5 separate regions of the Homo sapiens genome follow, and regions 1, 3, 4 and 5 are each linked to region 2. A link is a contact called in ENCODE Hi-C or POLR2A ChIA-PET data. All regions are on one chromosome and are shown on one strand. The core of a region is the stretch at or near the end of the contact, and the rest is flanking DNA. Distances in the headings are between cores, read along the strand shown.

Region 1 (2,700 bases), core at 65-2,564, 2.8 Mb after region 2:
GGTTGTTACACTACACGTCACTATTAGCAGCTGCTGTGAGGGAAAGTTCTTGGTGAGAACGGGTCAGTGGTAGAACTTTACCAAGTAAACACCTATCGGGCTTCATTGTGTATGCTCCCAGTCCAATACACTACCTGGCACACAGCAGGCACACCGCGGGAACCCACGAATGAACGCTGGTGCTGGTGGGCCCGTGAGGAGAGTCATAGATTCACTGAATCGATTTGGACTTGGTAGAACCTTGGGGTCACCCTAACCCCCTTTTTACAGATGAGGAATCTGAGGCCCAGAAAGATGAGGTAACCTGCCCAAAGTCCAGAAGCGACGTAGCGCCAGGACTACAAAGGAGCAAACACAGTGCCAGGGGAAGGGGATCTAAGGAGCTGCGGAATTGAACAGCAGGATGTGCACTGCCATGTGGTTCTCCCCTTACAATGGGACGTTTCCTTCTGTTCTCGTCACACCCCAGCCCAGGTCCTGATCACTCCACGGGTCATTATCCCAACAGCATCCCTTCCTCCTCTTCTTGCCTCCCAAGCTACCCAAGATTCCAAAGCCAGATCAATAGTCATCAAACATTGCTTTAACTCACTCCTTTCCAGTTAAAAGCTTTCAAAGAACTAATTCATTTGGACTTTGTCCTATAGGTAGGGCTCTTCGGGGGGGCAGGGGGCAGCGGGGCGGGCACTGGGTCCCACGCCGAGAGGATTTCGTGCCAAGCCACGCACACGGTGCAGCAGGAGCCGGGTCCGCCTCCTCAGCCCCCAGCCCGGCCCCAGACACACCAGCTATCACACCGACCCTGGTCAAATAAACCAATGGGCACGTGGTCGGCCTGCAGAACAGAACCCAAGCGAGCATATGCCAGGAACCTGCCTTCCCGCCAGCCGCTCAAAACCCCACCCGCTGGCCCCGCGCCGCCTCAGACCGGATCCAGCTGGATTCCTCAGGGCGACGCAATCGCCTAACAGAATTCTACCTCTTTCTCAGGCCGCAGCCAATGGCGCGGCCCCTCGGATCCGGAGCCGCCGCGGGCTCTGATTGGCCGATAGAGTTAGCCTGGGGGCGGGAGAAGAGCGACCTCGGGGAAGCGTGTGGTGCGGGGAGGTCGCCCCCGGGCGGCGAAGCAGCCATTATGCAGGCGTGAGTGAAACGAATAAACAAACAAACAAAACCCACTAGCTGGGGCCTCCATTTCTTCCCCGCCCACCTTTCTCCCGCGTGGGGTCTCCCGTTTCCCAATCGCCACGCTTTCCCCGCCTTCGTCAACGCCTGGGTACGTCCCCCTAGCCGCGTGGGCCACGCACGTCCTGGCACTTAACCTCTGCCCGTCCGGCGCGAAGTTAGAGGCCCGGGCGGCGCGGACGGCGCGCACTCCCGGCGGTAGGGAGCTGAGGCAAGGGGCCCGAGCCCAAGCCCGCGGCCGCGGCCCGGCCCACGATGACTTGCTACCGAGGCTTCTTGCTGGGCAGCTGTTGTCGCGTGGCGGGCGGCCGGGCGGCGGCGCTGCGGGGACCGGGTGCGGGAGGCCCCGCCGCGCGGCCCCGGCTGGGCGGTGACGGTGGCGGCCGGCGGCACCTGGGGCAGGGGCAGCCGCGCGAGCTGGCGGGCTGTGGCAGCCGCGCGGACGGCGGCTTCCGCCCCTCCCGGGTGGTGGTGGTGGCCAAAACCACCCGGTACGAGTTCGAGCAGCAGCGGTACCGTTACGCGGAGCTCTCGGAGGAGGACCTGAAGCAGCTGGTGGGTCCTGGCTCGGCCCCGCTTCGCTCCCGGGCTCGGCCGGGGCTCTGGTGGCGGCTGCGCCCCCTCGGGGGGACCTCTCGGGACGACTCTTCCCAGGGCACCGCAGATGCCGGTCCTGCCTCTCTCGCGGCCCCCAGGTCCTCTGGCTTCTCCCTGGGCCTCCTTTGCCTTTGGGCGTGTGTGCGAGGGAGAGGCAGGGCCGGGGAGAGGGGGAGAGAGAGGGACAGTGGTTCATGCAGGGACTTAGGAGGCAGGGGCGCCGCGGGGAGGGCGAAGAGGGGCTGCCGAGTGGCCTCAGAGTGAGGGGTTTGAGGATTCGTTGGTGCCCTCGCCGCCCCCGCCCTCGTTCCCTGGTTGGGACCCACTCCAAGAAAGTGAGCCAGTGGCCTGAGGTCTGGACGCCCTGCGAACAGCTCCCCTGGCCGCCGCGAGAAAGGGGGCCCAGGGCGCCGCTGAGGGCTGCCGGGGGAAAAGGGCCGAAACAACCGCGGACACACCCCCTTTTACTCTGCAGGACTGCGAGGCCTAGGGCACTCCGGAAAGTCCTTCAGCGTGAGCCTTTTCCTTGCTGGAACGTGGTCGTTGGACACTACGAGCTTGTTTTAAAAGCACAGGTCTTTGGTGCTAAGAAGGAAAAGGGAGAAAATTTGACTTGTATATGTACGTTATTAAGGAGAAATGTCAGGACAAGGGGCTGGTATACTGGGTAGTGTGTGAAATAAAAAAGCCTGCGACTCTTGTGCAGCAGTATCTCCACAATATACCATATTTGATATGTTTATTAATATATCTGCAAAGATACAAATCCAAGGGAAAAACCAGAGTTTGAATCTTCCTGTTGTCATCCCCCCCCACCAACTTTAAAAACAGTTTCTGATCCCATACCACCATCCACCAACTTTAGGAAAAGGAGAGTGCCCGGTGCTACCATGAGCAGTATGTCCAGAAAAATATATT
Region 2 (2,700 bases), core at 75-2,574:
GTTGACATAATTTACATAATCCCTACCTTTGGTCATTTAAGTGTTTCCAAATGTTCACTCTTATTAACAACTTCAACAAATATCCCCAATATTGCTTTTTTTTTCTTTTTTAAAGTAAGCAGAGAATTGGAATAAATTAGAAATCCAGGGCACTTACTCATCCAACAGATATTTATTGAATACTTATTTGTGCCAGATATTGCATTAACTGGGAGCTGGGAAAACAGAACTGGTTAAGGCTAGATCTCCACTTTTAATTAACTTTCAGTCTCATGGAATAGAAAGATGAGCTGAGGAACTGGAGAGGACAAATCGCTCCTCTCTTTAAAGTAAATGTAGTTCAAGAGAAAGCTGCTGGGTCAGTGGCCAGGTGTGTGTGTGTGTGTGTGTGTGTGTGTGTGTGTGTGTGTGTGTGTGTGTGTGTGTGTGTGTGTGTGTACACATACGTATTAACTAAGCAGTTTCTAGAATTAAAATCCCTAATGTTAATAGGCTTATGCATAAAATAGATTAATCCACAACACCTGCATGAGCCACGATCCTAGGAGCTGCAGAGCCATAAAAGCCGGACACAGTACCCAGCAGCCTCGCCTCGGCTCCCGGCAGAGAACACCCTCTCCCCGGCCTCCCGGCGCTGGCGCGATCCCACCGCGGGGACCGCCGCCCTGGTCCCCGGCCGCTGCACCCCCTTCTCGCGTCCTACGCCTGGCGGCCAAAAACAAAACTGCCTAACCACTTCCACTTGGAGAAGCCCTCCTAGCCGAGAGGGGCATTCTGAAGATCAAGGGCGAGGCTGGAAAACAAACTTTGTTACGTGTTAACTTAGTTGGAGCAAAGCGATTCCAGGAAAGGAGTCTAAAACTGTGCGCAGCGTTTTTATAAAAAAATGTTTCAGTGGATACACGGGGGAGCGGGGCCGTCTATGGCAGGGCTTCAGAGCAAGCAGGAGACTGGCAGGCCGGCGAGAGCAGGTGGCCCGCCGGCCGCATCCCGGCCTCCTCCTCCCCGCTCGCCTGCATTTGGACGACGGCTTCCGCGGCGGCCGGAGGGGAGCATCCTCTACACTGCCAACTCGCATCAATGGGACTTTCCTCGTGGGAACTGCCCCTCCCGGCGGACGTGCCCTCCGGGTCCGGCGTGGGCGGGCGGGTGCCGCGAACTCCTTGCAGACCTTGGGTCGGCTCAGTGCTCCCTCAGCGCTGGGGCCGAGCCTGCACCACCCGCCGCCGTCGCCGCCGAGGGGGCGGGGGAGGTGCCGCGGGGGGCGGGCGCGGCGCGCGGGGAGGGGAAGGGGTTCTCGCGCGATTGGGCGAGGTTTCCGGTGTTGTGACTGAAACCCGTCAATATGGCGGCGATCGGCCGCGGCCGCTCTCTGAAGAACCTCCGAGTACGAGGTAAGCCCGCTGCAACCCTCACTCCCCACCGCCCGGCGCCCGCCACCCCTGGCACTTGCCTTCCCCTGGCCCTGGGTTGGGGAGCGAGCCGGGGCGCTGGCCGGAGCCAGGGCAGCCGCAGCTGGCCTGCGAGCCAATCCTAATTGGGGCTGTGTGTCTGTTTCGCGCAGGGCGGAATGACAGCGGCGAGGAGAACGTCCCGCTGGATCTGACCCGAGGTAACGCGGGGCGCCGCGGGCGCCGCGAGGGCGCGCTGCTGGGGAGGAGCCGGGTCCGGGGCTGGGGGCCAGAGGCAGGGGCGGGCCCCGCACGGGACCGGCGGGGTGCGGGGGCCAGAGCCGGAGCCCCGCCTGCCGGCCCGCGGGAACCGAGCCCGGGGCCGCCTCGCCGGACCCATCCCCCTACCCAGCGCCCGCTTCCCTCGCCCGAGCCCTTCTCCGGGCCTCGGGCTGCTGCGGGTGCGGGGGAGCCCCGAGTGGAACTCGGCAGACCCGGCGACCCTCTGGGCTCGAGCTCCGGCAGAGTGGTTTGCACCTATCCCGGAGTCCGGCAGCCCAAGCTAGGGGCAGCTGGAGGGAGGTAGAGGCTGTTATTTAGGTTGCAGGAGGATGTTTGAGGGAAGAGCGACCACATCCTGCCCTCCCCGTCCCCGGAGCAGAAGCCGGACCTGCTCGGTGCTTGCCGACTGCGTGACTGCTTTCCCCTTTGCCCACCGTCCTGTGGGGACCCGCAGCATTGATAACTTGGTAGTGAAACCTAGAACTGGTCATTACTGCTAAATGTCTGGTTTATGCTGTTTCCCTTCTGCTTCCCTTTCCCGGGCCGCTGGGACTGTAGTTGGCTAAAGACCGCCCCCTCACCCTGCTGCAGGTTCATTGTTTACCTTCTGCAGTGGAGATGGGTTTGTTTACACCTTCCGAACTGGGGAAACTCGGGTGATATTTTTAATGACCTAATCCCGTTACTAGCCAGTGTTTCCTCTATCACTTACAGTACTAGAGTTTATTCGACATTATCTCGTTGAAGATTTAGTAGTTACGTACAAGATTCTTTTCTCTTCCACGGTAAACAGGATTGAGCCTACTGATTCCGACGAAGTCATATTTCACACGGGCTGTAGCTTGGAGTGTAACCCGGTTCAGCTGTACAGAATCAGTTTCTGAGGTCTATAAAACACCTTAGGAAGTAAACAAAAAAACTTGTTGTAGACATTCTGTATGAGATCAGTTTTTTACCCTATGTCGTACCTGACGTAATGACTGTTATCTACAGTAATTTGTTAAAGCTGGGCTCCTTGTTGACAACG
Region 3 (2,700 bases), core at 27-2,526, 2.8 Mb before region 2:
ATATAAGTCGGCTTCAGGGTGGTCTGTAGGTCTTTAAAGAACACACTCCTGGCCTGGCACAGTGGCTCACGCCTGTAATCCCAGCACTTTGGGAAGCCAAAGCGGGTGGAATGCTTGAGCCCAGGAGTTCAGGACCAACCTGGATGACATGGTGAACCCCGTTTCTACAAAATATGCCAAAGTTAGCCGGGCGAGATGGTGTGCGCCTGTTGTCCCACTACTAGAGGGGCTCCAGCCTGAGCAACAGAATGATACTCTGCCTCTAAAAACAAAACAAAACAAAACACTCCTGATAAATGATAATCTGGCAAAAAATATTCACTGAAACTAAGGCATTTCATCATAGACCCTATTTAATAACAAATTCACCAACTATTCAATCGCTTAAGAAAATGTTCCACCACTGTTTTCCTATGAGTCCGATGATATGAGTCAGTCCACAGAATTTTAAAAACTATCTGTAGTAATTGCTCAAACTCAAAAAGGAATAATGTAGAACCTAAAGGCAGCTGAGACGTAATGAAAAGAATTGGACTTAAATTCAGAAGGTTGAGGCAATTCCCTAGCCCAGTTTTTCCTAACAGCTTAGACCTTTCCAAAACAAGTATGCCAATACTTAACAGAGCCCTTGTGAGAACTGGCATGATGTATGGGGCAGAATAGTCTACACACCAATGTAAAGCTCTTCTATAGAATGTTGTTTTGAATCCAAAACGTAAAACGCAAATTACAACGCAGCAATGAAAAAGTGGAACTGTTATACATGTCTTTTTATCTTTACAGGATGCAAACCACCATAACTAATTTGAGTGTTATCATTCATCTTAGCCATTTATTTAAACTTCTGTATTTTATTTAGATTCTGCCCTTCTTCCAATCGCTACCGAGACAGTTTACACCAGCACGGATCTAGACAGATTTTCCATGGGTTCTGAATAATGCGGTTTTCGAAGACAACGCCTTGGCATTGTGAGTTCTGGGAAGTGGGCAATCGATGGCGCAGAGGGGCTCAGAAGCGACAGACCTCGGGTAACCACCTGCGGCCTGGGACCCAAAGGAACACAGGCCTCAGCCTCTAGCCCTCACAGCCATCGAGCGCCAGTACCTTAGCGCCGTCTGCCCCGCCCGCCTCCCTCTCCTCCGCTCCCTCACCATCTTCACCGGCAGCTTCGCTAAGTTGCTGTATGTGGGCCTGAGCCAGATCCCCGAGCTCTTCCACTCGTCTCACCACACTAGAGACTGCGGCCGCCATGGCCACAATCGGCGGGTGCGCCCCGGTCACGTGACCGTGTTGGCCCGCAATCACCTGATCCCCCGGCACGGGCGGGGCCTAGGGCGGACCTCTCCTGGTTGGTGGGAGGAGACATCAGCTCCGGAAGAGGGCTGGCCCAGGCCGGCAAAGGTCTTTCCGGGTCATTTTTCCCTCCTGGACTTCCCTTCCCTCCCATAATCCTGAGCAGCAAGGAGACTAGGGGCGGGTGTGACGTTGAGACACGCCTCTCTCTAGCCCCCTCCTGTAAGCCAATAGGGAGCCAGCCGTGCCCCTCGGCTGACCCAATCGGAAGTCAGCTCTCTCCGCCTGCCTCTTGGAAGACAGCTTGGTGACGTCTGGCTGGCAGGATGCGGATTGTCGTCCGCACTCCCACTTCCCTGTCCGGCGCGGGAAGCACAGTCTGGAGGGCGGACGCGAGGGTCTGGAGAGAGGACTGTCAGTTTTGGCCTTGTAGTAAGGAGGTTGCTAAAATAAAGTGATTATAATCTCCTGGTCCTAAATGGAAACCCGACCGGCCCCCTGTGTAACACATCCAAGTCTCCAAGAGTTTGTTGTACATCTGGATGGGGAGCTCCAAACACTAGTGGAGTTGCCAGTCTACATGGTTGAATATTGCTTTTGTAAATCTGATTTTTAGCAGTCGAATTTATCTCTGACCTCCCTTGGAGTTCACATTTAAAGTACTTTAGACATCTTGCGTCCAGTGGTAGTAAATTCTGCGGCCACAAAACTATTTTCATTTTTCTTTCATCTCAAGACCTTCCCTTAAGGCGCTAATTGTGCATGAGGTTCATCCTCTCAATCGGGAGTTTCAAAGCACTCAGTCAGCAAGTCTAACTTCACTTTGCATTCTGTGAATGCTTTCTTGCCTCTGGTCAAACAAATCGTTAACTCTGTGTATTCATTTCTCAGTTTGACACACTATATCTTGAATAATCTCCATCCTATTGTTTCTCATGGAAGGTAGTTTTTTATATGTAATAGAAAAATACTAAAAATAGAGAAAAAGTGTATTGTGATTTATAAGTGATTGACCACAATGACTCTCTAACTGACCTTTGTAATACCAGTTTCTTCTGACAATTCACCCTAAATATAGAGGACAGGAATCATGTATTTTGTGTCCTTGGTGCCTCATACAGTGCCTGGCACATATGCACTCTTGTCAACAAGCAAGATGGCAAGGGGATATGATGTGGTCTGTGGGAGTAGACAATTATTCAATAGTGTGGGAATTGTAGGTGAGGAAAAAAAGAATCTAAGTATAAACAAGAAGTTGAGAGAAGGCTTTCTCAACAAGGGATGGAGAAGGTGGTAGTTGAAGAGGGGCAAGTGCTGGAAGGTAGGGTGGAGAATGATCGTATCTGTACACAAAGGGGGAAAAATAGGGAAATAGGGATAAATTCAAAATGAAAGTAGGGAGCCAG
Region 4 (2,824 bases), core at 259-2,758, 2.8 Mb before region 2:
CAATGGGCAAAAGTGGAAAAGCAGACTCAATTGGAATGCTAGTTTTTTTCACATTGTGTAAGTTAAAGGTACAACAGCTGCTATATGCTAAATTATCACTAGTTATGGGACTTTAGTTACAGTACTTGAATTTCCCCCCAATCCAACTTCTTAAAATGTGTTGAAATACCAACTAGCAATAAGTTAATTTCTCCAGTGTAATTGAATAGTCTAACTTGGTATCTTACTCCTTAACTGATTTTGACTAAAATTATAATATTTACAGGAAAAAAAAAAGTTCAGAGTTAAAAGAATACCATGAAAGGGCAAATGATTTTATGGACAAACTTTGAACTGCATCTTCACTGTTCATTACCTTACTGTATTTGCTAAGGAAGCTAAGATCTCATTTAATTTTTGTGTGCTTTGCTTTGGTTCAAAACTAACATCACATTCTCAGAACTTGGTCAGGCCTTAATCAAATAAAATGCTATTGAGCTTCCACTTGGTCTTTCCACTCTGCTAAGTGCAAAGACAGTTCTGGAGAAATCAGTCGTGGCTCATGTCCTCAAGGAGTTGGTCAAAAGACAAGGCTTGGCGAATATGTACGTGCCATGTCAATGAACTGCTACAATGGAATAAACTTATAATAATGCCTAACATTTATTGACTCCTCATAATAAGGCCATAAACTTTGCATGAATTAACTCATAGAAACGTTATGACGTTGTATCACAAGCAATCCTAATTTGCAGATGAGGACACTGAGGCTTAGGGAAGTTATCTAACTTGCCTAAGGTTAAAGCAATATACTGCTTTTATGGTTGCATCTTTAGTAATCTCTGGGGTTGCTGGGACTCCAGTGCGAGAAAGAGCCCGAAATTCGCAAACTTGGATGATGGGGAAGAAAAGGTGTGCTAAACTCAGGTCACAGAGGTCCAGTCTTAATCTTGTTCCTCTGCAAGCCTTGTTGCTCACACCTCTTGACCGACAGTTCGAGGCAAGTGCTCACAGCAAACTTACTCTATGTAAGCCAAGGCCAGATGTGGGGAGAAGGGGCTGAGAAATGTTAGAAACGTGAACGCAGTCCAGGCGGGAGAAGAGAAGGGGGCCTCGAGGGGTGCCCCTATGCAGCCCACACACACGCCAGGCACTAACTTGGAAAAGCAACAAGCTTGGCGGGAGATCCTCCCGCGGCCGGAGGGCCCTGAACCCTAGGCCAAGACTCATCCACAACCTAGGGGGAGGCGGCCACCAGCGCCCCATCGAAGCTAAAGGGCTGACAGAAGGGCTGTAGCGGCAAGTGTGCGCCAACACAGCTGCACACGCCCAGACACCTGAGGCGCTGAGAGGAACTTCCCCGCGATCCGCCCCGGCTGCACAGAGCCTCTTCTCCCCGCCGGGGCCCCGCCCAGCCTCACTTCTTTTAAAAGCAGCAGCCAGCAGCGCGCCGGTGGCGTGCGGCTCGAAAGGCCGGGAGGACGTCATCGACGCGCTGTCGAGCCTCCAGCCCGCCCGGGTTTCCTTCGCAGTCGCGCACCGACGCTCAAACGCGCGCTCCAACCCGCAGCCTCCTCCTGCCTCACCGCCCGAAGATGGCGGCTCTCAAACTCCTCTCCTCCGGGCTTCGGCTCTGCGCCTCTGCCCGCGGATCTGGGGCAACCTGGTACAAGGTAAAGTGCGGGGGAAGAGGAAGGCCATGGGCAGGAAGAACGTGGACCAAACCCTGAGTGGTGCCCGCGTTTTCTTCTCTGCCCCTACCCGCTCTCTCCAGCCTGGGATCTGGCATCCGTGGCGCGGTGCCCTGGTCACGGACACGCGGCGACGCGTTCCTGGCCTCGCCGGCCCCTCGGATGACCGCCTTTGCTTGGTTCTGCAGTCGCTTCCCTGATGGAGCGAGACGCGATAAAGAAGCGCGCGGAGAGGCTGAGAAGGGGCGGGAGGACTCCTGGCAGCGCTCCCGAGCCCTTTGGCGCTCGTCGGCTTCCCTCCTGGCACCCGCCCTTGGATAGGGACTCTGAGGGTCTGAACGGGGGGAGGAGGGCGCCAGTATATGGAGGTTTAGGAGTGAGGCAACAGCGGGTAGGTTTGCGCCCCCGATGTTGGATCTCTGGGCAGAGGAACCTCTAGAGGCCCAGAACCTGAGGCTGGGTTAGCCATGGCTCTGCTCGAGTTCACCGGGGCTGGATGCCGGGTGCGGCGGGTGTGGAATGCCGCTCCCATCCTCTCCTCCCTATTTGGCTCTGCTGCCCCGTAGACTGGAGCGCTCGCCAGGGCGTCTTGCCGGCCAAGCTGGGAAACCATCCGAGGTGTGTCCCTGGCCCGCGCCTGGGCTGCAGGGGAGGACAAACCTTTCTCTCGAGGCCCCTCGTATCCGGGTTAGGGGCTTTCGGTTTTCAGAGCCCTTTGAAATCCTTTTTGTGCCCCACTGCCGACTCTCCACCGAGTGGTATCCGGAGGCATTCCCACCGTGGACTGACTTGTGGTTTTGCCTTATGCACTGTCCTCGCTTGTAAGCCCACCCCTGTCTGGAGCCCTAGGAGCGAATTACAGGACCAGAGCGCCAGGTCCAGGAGGGTGGCTTTATCCCCGCCGTCTCAATCGCGGGAGCCTCTTCCTTGGTATTCAGTAATAGGTCTGAGCTTGACAGCGTGCCATGCACACGGTGCTTACTCCTGAAGCGTGCCTGCCTGGCCCCATTGCTCTTTCCTGCATCCAATCCCTGACCGCTGAGAACACAGAGGAGCCACTGAGCTCCTTCGGTAGGTGCTAGGGAATGGTTCAGAACTGGACCATTTTACTCTTAAATGCCTCTTAGGAAGCATTTTTATAACTGCAGATAGAC
Region 5 (2,700 bases), core at 171-2,670, 2.3 Mb after region 2:
CCTAGAATAATGCCTTACAGGAGTGCTTTATAAGCATTTGTTGAATGAATGAATGAACTAATGAATGAAGTGTAATACAAGGGGCAAAGGATTTGGCATCCTTTGGTCATGGAGTGCTGCTCAGATATGTACTATAGAAACCATTCTGAAGCATTTCAAAAGACATCCAGTTTCTCCTCTGTATACTGCAAAATCTTGGGCTTAGGTTCTGGCATTTAGTCTATGACAAATGATTGCTGGCAAAAGTTGAATGAAGCAGTTAAGAGTATGGGTTTGCAGTAAGATCCAGGTTCAAATTTACACCTTTCCATGTACTACCTGTGTGACTTTGGTGAAATTATCTTCTCCAGGCCTTAGGGTGAAATGTATGTGAGAATGCATGAAGCCTGCCACGTGGTTAATATTAAGAGTGATAACTCATATTATCATTGATGGAGGTGAATGAAAGAAATGGAGTAACACGCTTTTAAAACACAGTTTCCCCTCCATTATCATTTCAACCACTTTAGATGAAAATATTGAGGGATACATCCACAATTTCTAGTTAATTAAAAAATATCAGGAGGTCTTAGTAGATTCTAGATTTTTCCTTCAATGAAATGAGTTGTTAAATAAAAGGCCTCCATAAGTACAGGGTCTTGTCGTTGGGCTCTATCTTATGAGCGGTGGATCTGCCTCCCAGGAAGGTAGGCAGACACCAGTGAGGCATCTGGTGCTTGGGATGCAGCGAGTGGAGCCAAGCAGAGAATGATCAGATCCGTTTGCCTGGAATTTCTGCATTTGCTGCCCCAAACATCTGGAGCCAGGCTACCCAGTGCAGATGGAAAATAGCAAAATGCAAATTCCCTGGGTTCAGCTGAGGGAAGCCAAGGCAGACAGAGTCTGAGAAGGCGGATGAAAGGTGAGCCAAAACAAAAGCCCTGGCGGGTGGTGGGGCAGCGTTTTATCTAGAGCCTACGGCCCCCGGTAAGGACAGGAGATGAGAGAAGGGACCTTAGAGCTACTTGGGCCACCTTCATGTTCGTACTCATCCCCCTCCTTAACAGCCTGAAAGGGAGCCTGCTGGGCTTACGGCAGCCTCCCTGTCCTCTTCCTGATGCCATGCCTGCTCCATTGCTTTGCTTCTTCTGGATCCTGTTTCGCCCTCTCCCTCAAGAAGGAGATCCTGAAATAGATCCTGAGTCAATGACTCAGGTGCAAGTGCTTTATTAAAGAAAGGCTCCCAGAAGAAATCTACTTGCACCCGAATCATTGACTCAGGATCTCCTTCTGGGAGAATCCAAGCCAAGACAAGACAGACAACCCAACCAACTGAGCTGCTCACAGCTTCAACTGCTACAACCCTGGAAAGGATTCTGATTGGCTAGCTAAGGGTCACATGCCCAAATGGGCCTTTGATTGGCAGCTGTTGCTTCCTTCCTACTCCCTCCCACACACCCAGGAGCTCCAGCCTGTTATGGGATGGGCATCCTACCAGGAACCAAGGATGCTAAGGTAAGCAGTCCTTGCCCTCATAGGTTTACTTATACTTAAGGGGAGAGAACCGTTAGTCAAATCACCCCACATACAGATCTTTACACACTATGAAGGACAAGCACAGGGTGCAGTCAGTGGGAGGGGCCCAGAACGGGAAGTGCCATGCTGGCTGCTGCTGTGTGGAATGGGCTGTAAAGAGAGCAAGAGTGAAAGCCACAGCAGGGGAGCTGGTCAGAGATGGCAGTGGCTTTATTAGAGTGGTGGCCCTGGAGTTGGAGACAGGTGGGAAAAACTCAAGAGCCCTCTAAGGAACCGACCCATGGCAGTCCATCGCCACCAAGTCCCTCTTACCACTCTAGGTTTAAAGAAACCCAAAAAACAAAACTACGTTGCAACTGCACTGCTACACCAGGAAACCTAAGGGGGAACAAAAGAAAACTTAGTAGTGCCCTCTAGGCTGAAGATTTGACCTATTATTTACTAACCTTTCCCTCCCTCTTCCTTATTTTCAACAAATCTCCTGCCATCCATTTTGAATTCTTCTCTAAATAGAGAAAGCTTTCTTTCTCAGCTTCATTTAAATGTCCACCATGGTATTTACCCATGTTTTCTTGATTTTTATTTCTTTTTGGGGCGGGTATCTAAAAGATAATCTGATCCCTGTTCCTGATTCTGTAGGTGACAGAGAGAAGTGGTTTTCTCATTTTTTTGTGTGTGAAATTATTCGCATATGAGGAAAAGATAGCTCAAAAATAGAAGCTCTTTCATTATCTCTCCACAATGTAGTGTGGCCCCAAGTGACTATTTTGTGGAGACACGGTAATTTGGGGTGGCTAAATCATTACCCCGAGGTGTGTCAGATGCTGCCAAGACCTCCTTCATTCATGTGGCCAAGACTGTGGGCTTCCTGGCTGGGGAGGCAGAGGCCCTGCTCTTCTGCTGCTAACCTTGGGGTCAGCGAGCCCTGATCCACACTTCCTCTGGGCAACATCAATGGGGCTGCTGAACATATTGAGCCAGACTTGTTTCCAAGAGATAGAAGGAACTAGAGCATTGGGGAAAGTCCCAAGTAACTCTAGCCCTCAGCCACCTGCTGTGGCTGAAGATGAAGTCTCTGCAGCTTCAAGAATCCAACTGGCTGGTGCACATTGTTCTCATTGGCTAGATCATTCCTCCATGTAGCACTTCACTAAACTCATTAACAAATATTTACAAATGACATTG

The links. A loop is a pair of places that touch in the nucleus more often than their neighbours do. ChIA-PET counts read pairs that join two places held with the same protein, here RNA polymerase II (POLR2A). Pooled maps may share reads with other maps.
Region 1: a loop to region 2 is called in a map of B cell, with 14 times the contacts of the local background. The contact joins the promoter of NADK2 here to the promoter of RICTOR in region 2. A Hi-C loop is called at or near these places in 1 of 168 maps with a recorded cell type or tissue (B cell), 2 of 37 single-sample maps with no recorded cell type and 12 of 50 pooled maps. POLR2A ChIA-PET finds 5 or more read pairs at or near these places in 1 of 52 experiments (Panc1).
Region 3: a loop to region 2 is called in a map of B cell, with 6 times the contacts of the local background. The contact joins the promoter of RIMOC1 here to the promoter of RICTOR in region 2. A Hi-C loop is called at or near these places in 2 of 168 maps with a recorded cell type or tissue (B cell and CD8-positive, alpha-beta T cell), 1 of 37 single-sample maps with no recorded cell type and 11 of 50 pooled maps.
Region 4: a pooled map shows a loop between it and region 2 (8-fold over the local background). The contact joins the promoter of OXCT1 here to the promoter of RICTOR in region 2. A Hi-C loop is called at or near these places in 5 of 50 pooled maps.
Region 5: a loop to region 2 is called in a map of GM12878, with 6 times the contacts of the local background. The contact joins the promoter of SLC1A3-AS1 here to the promoter of RICTOR in region 2. A Hi-C loop is called at or near these places in 1 of 168 maps with a recorded cell type or tissue (GM12878), 3 of 37 single-sample maps with no recorded cell type and 5 of 50 pooled maps.

The regions. Positions count from the first base shown.
Region 1 is chr5:36,240,539-36,243,238 of GRCh38, reverse strand. NADK2 (NAD kinase 2, mitochondrial) reads left to right here and starts at 1,314. Exons shown (of 12, transcript NM_001085411.3): 1 at 1,314-1,740. The coding sequence starts at 1,441. LOC124900962 (a long non-coding RNA gene) reads right to left here and starts at 1,337. Exons shown (of 3, transcript XR_007058733.1): 1 at 1,211-1,337. RefSeq lists enhancers at 790-989, 2,340-2,409 and a silencer at 1,230-2,249.
Region 2 is chr5:39,073,023-39,075,722 of GRCh38, reverse strand. RICTOR (RPTOR independent companion of MTOR complex 2) reads left to right here and starts at 1,324. Exons shown (of 38, transcript NM_152756.5): 1 at 1,324-1,394; 2 at 1,565-1,612. The coding sequence starts at 1,346. RefSeq lists enhancers at 912-1,438, 1,965-2,491 and a silencer at 1,127-2,026.
Region 3 is chr5:41,902,920-41,905,619 of GRCh38, reverse strand. RIMOC1 (RAB7A interacting MON1-CCZ1 complex subunit 1) reads right to left here and starts at 1,276. Exons shown (of 6, transcript NM_175921.6): 1 at 1,153-1,276. The coding sequence starts at 1,252. RefSeq lists enhancers at 1,174-1,293, 1,046-1,592, 1,704-1,843.
Region 4 is chr5:41,869,109-41,871,932 of GRCh38, reverse strand. It overlaps OXCT1 (3-oxoacid CoA-transferase 1), which reads left to right and starts at 1,508. Exons shown (of 17, transcript NM_000436.4): 1 at 1,508-1,652. The coding sequence starts at 1,575. It overlaps OXCT1-AS1 (OXCT1 antisense RNA 1), which reads right to left and starts at 1,903. Exons shown (of 3, transcript NR_046635.1): 1 at 1,741-1,903; 2 at 1,551-1,642; 3 at 1-1,167. It overlaps LOC102723752 (a long non-coding RNA gene), which reads right to left. Exons shown (of 3, transcript XR_925956.4): 1 at 2,331-2,824. RefSeq lists enhancers at 912-961, 1,792-1,871.
Region 5 is chr5:36,723,908-36,726,607 of GRCh38, reverse strand. SLC1A3-AS1 (SLC1A3 antisense RNA 1) reads left to right here and starts at 1,420. Exons shown (of 2, transcript XR_007058736.1): 1 at 1,420-1,494. RefSeq lists an enhancer at 2,423-2,692.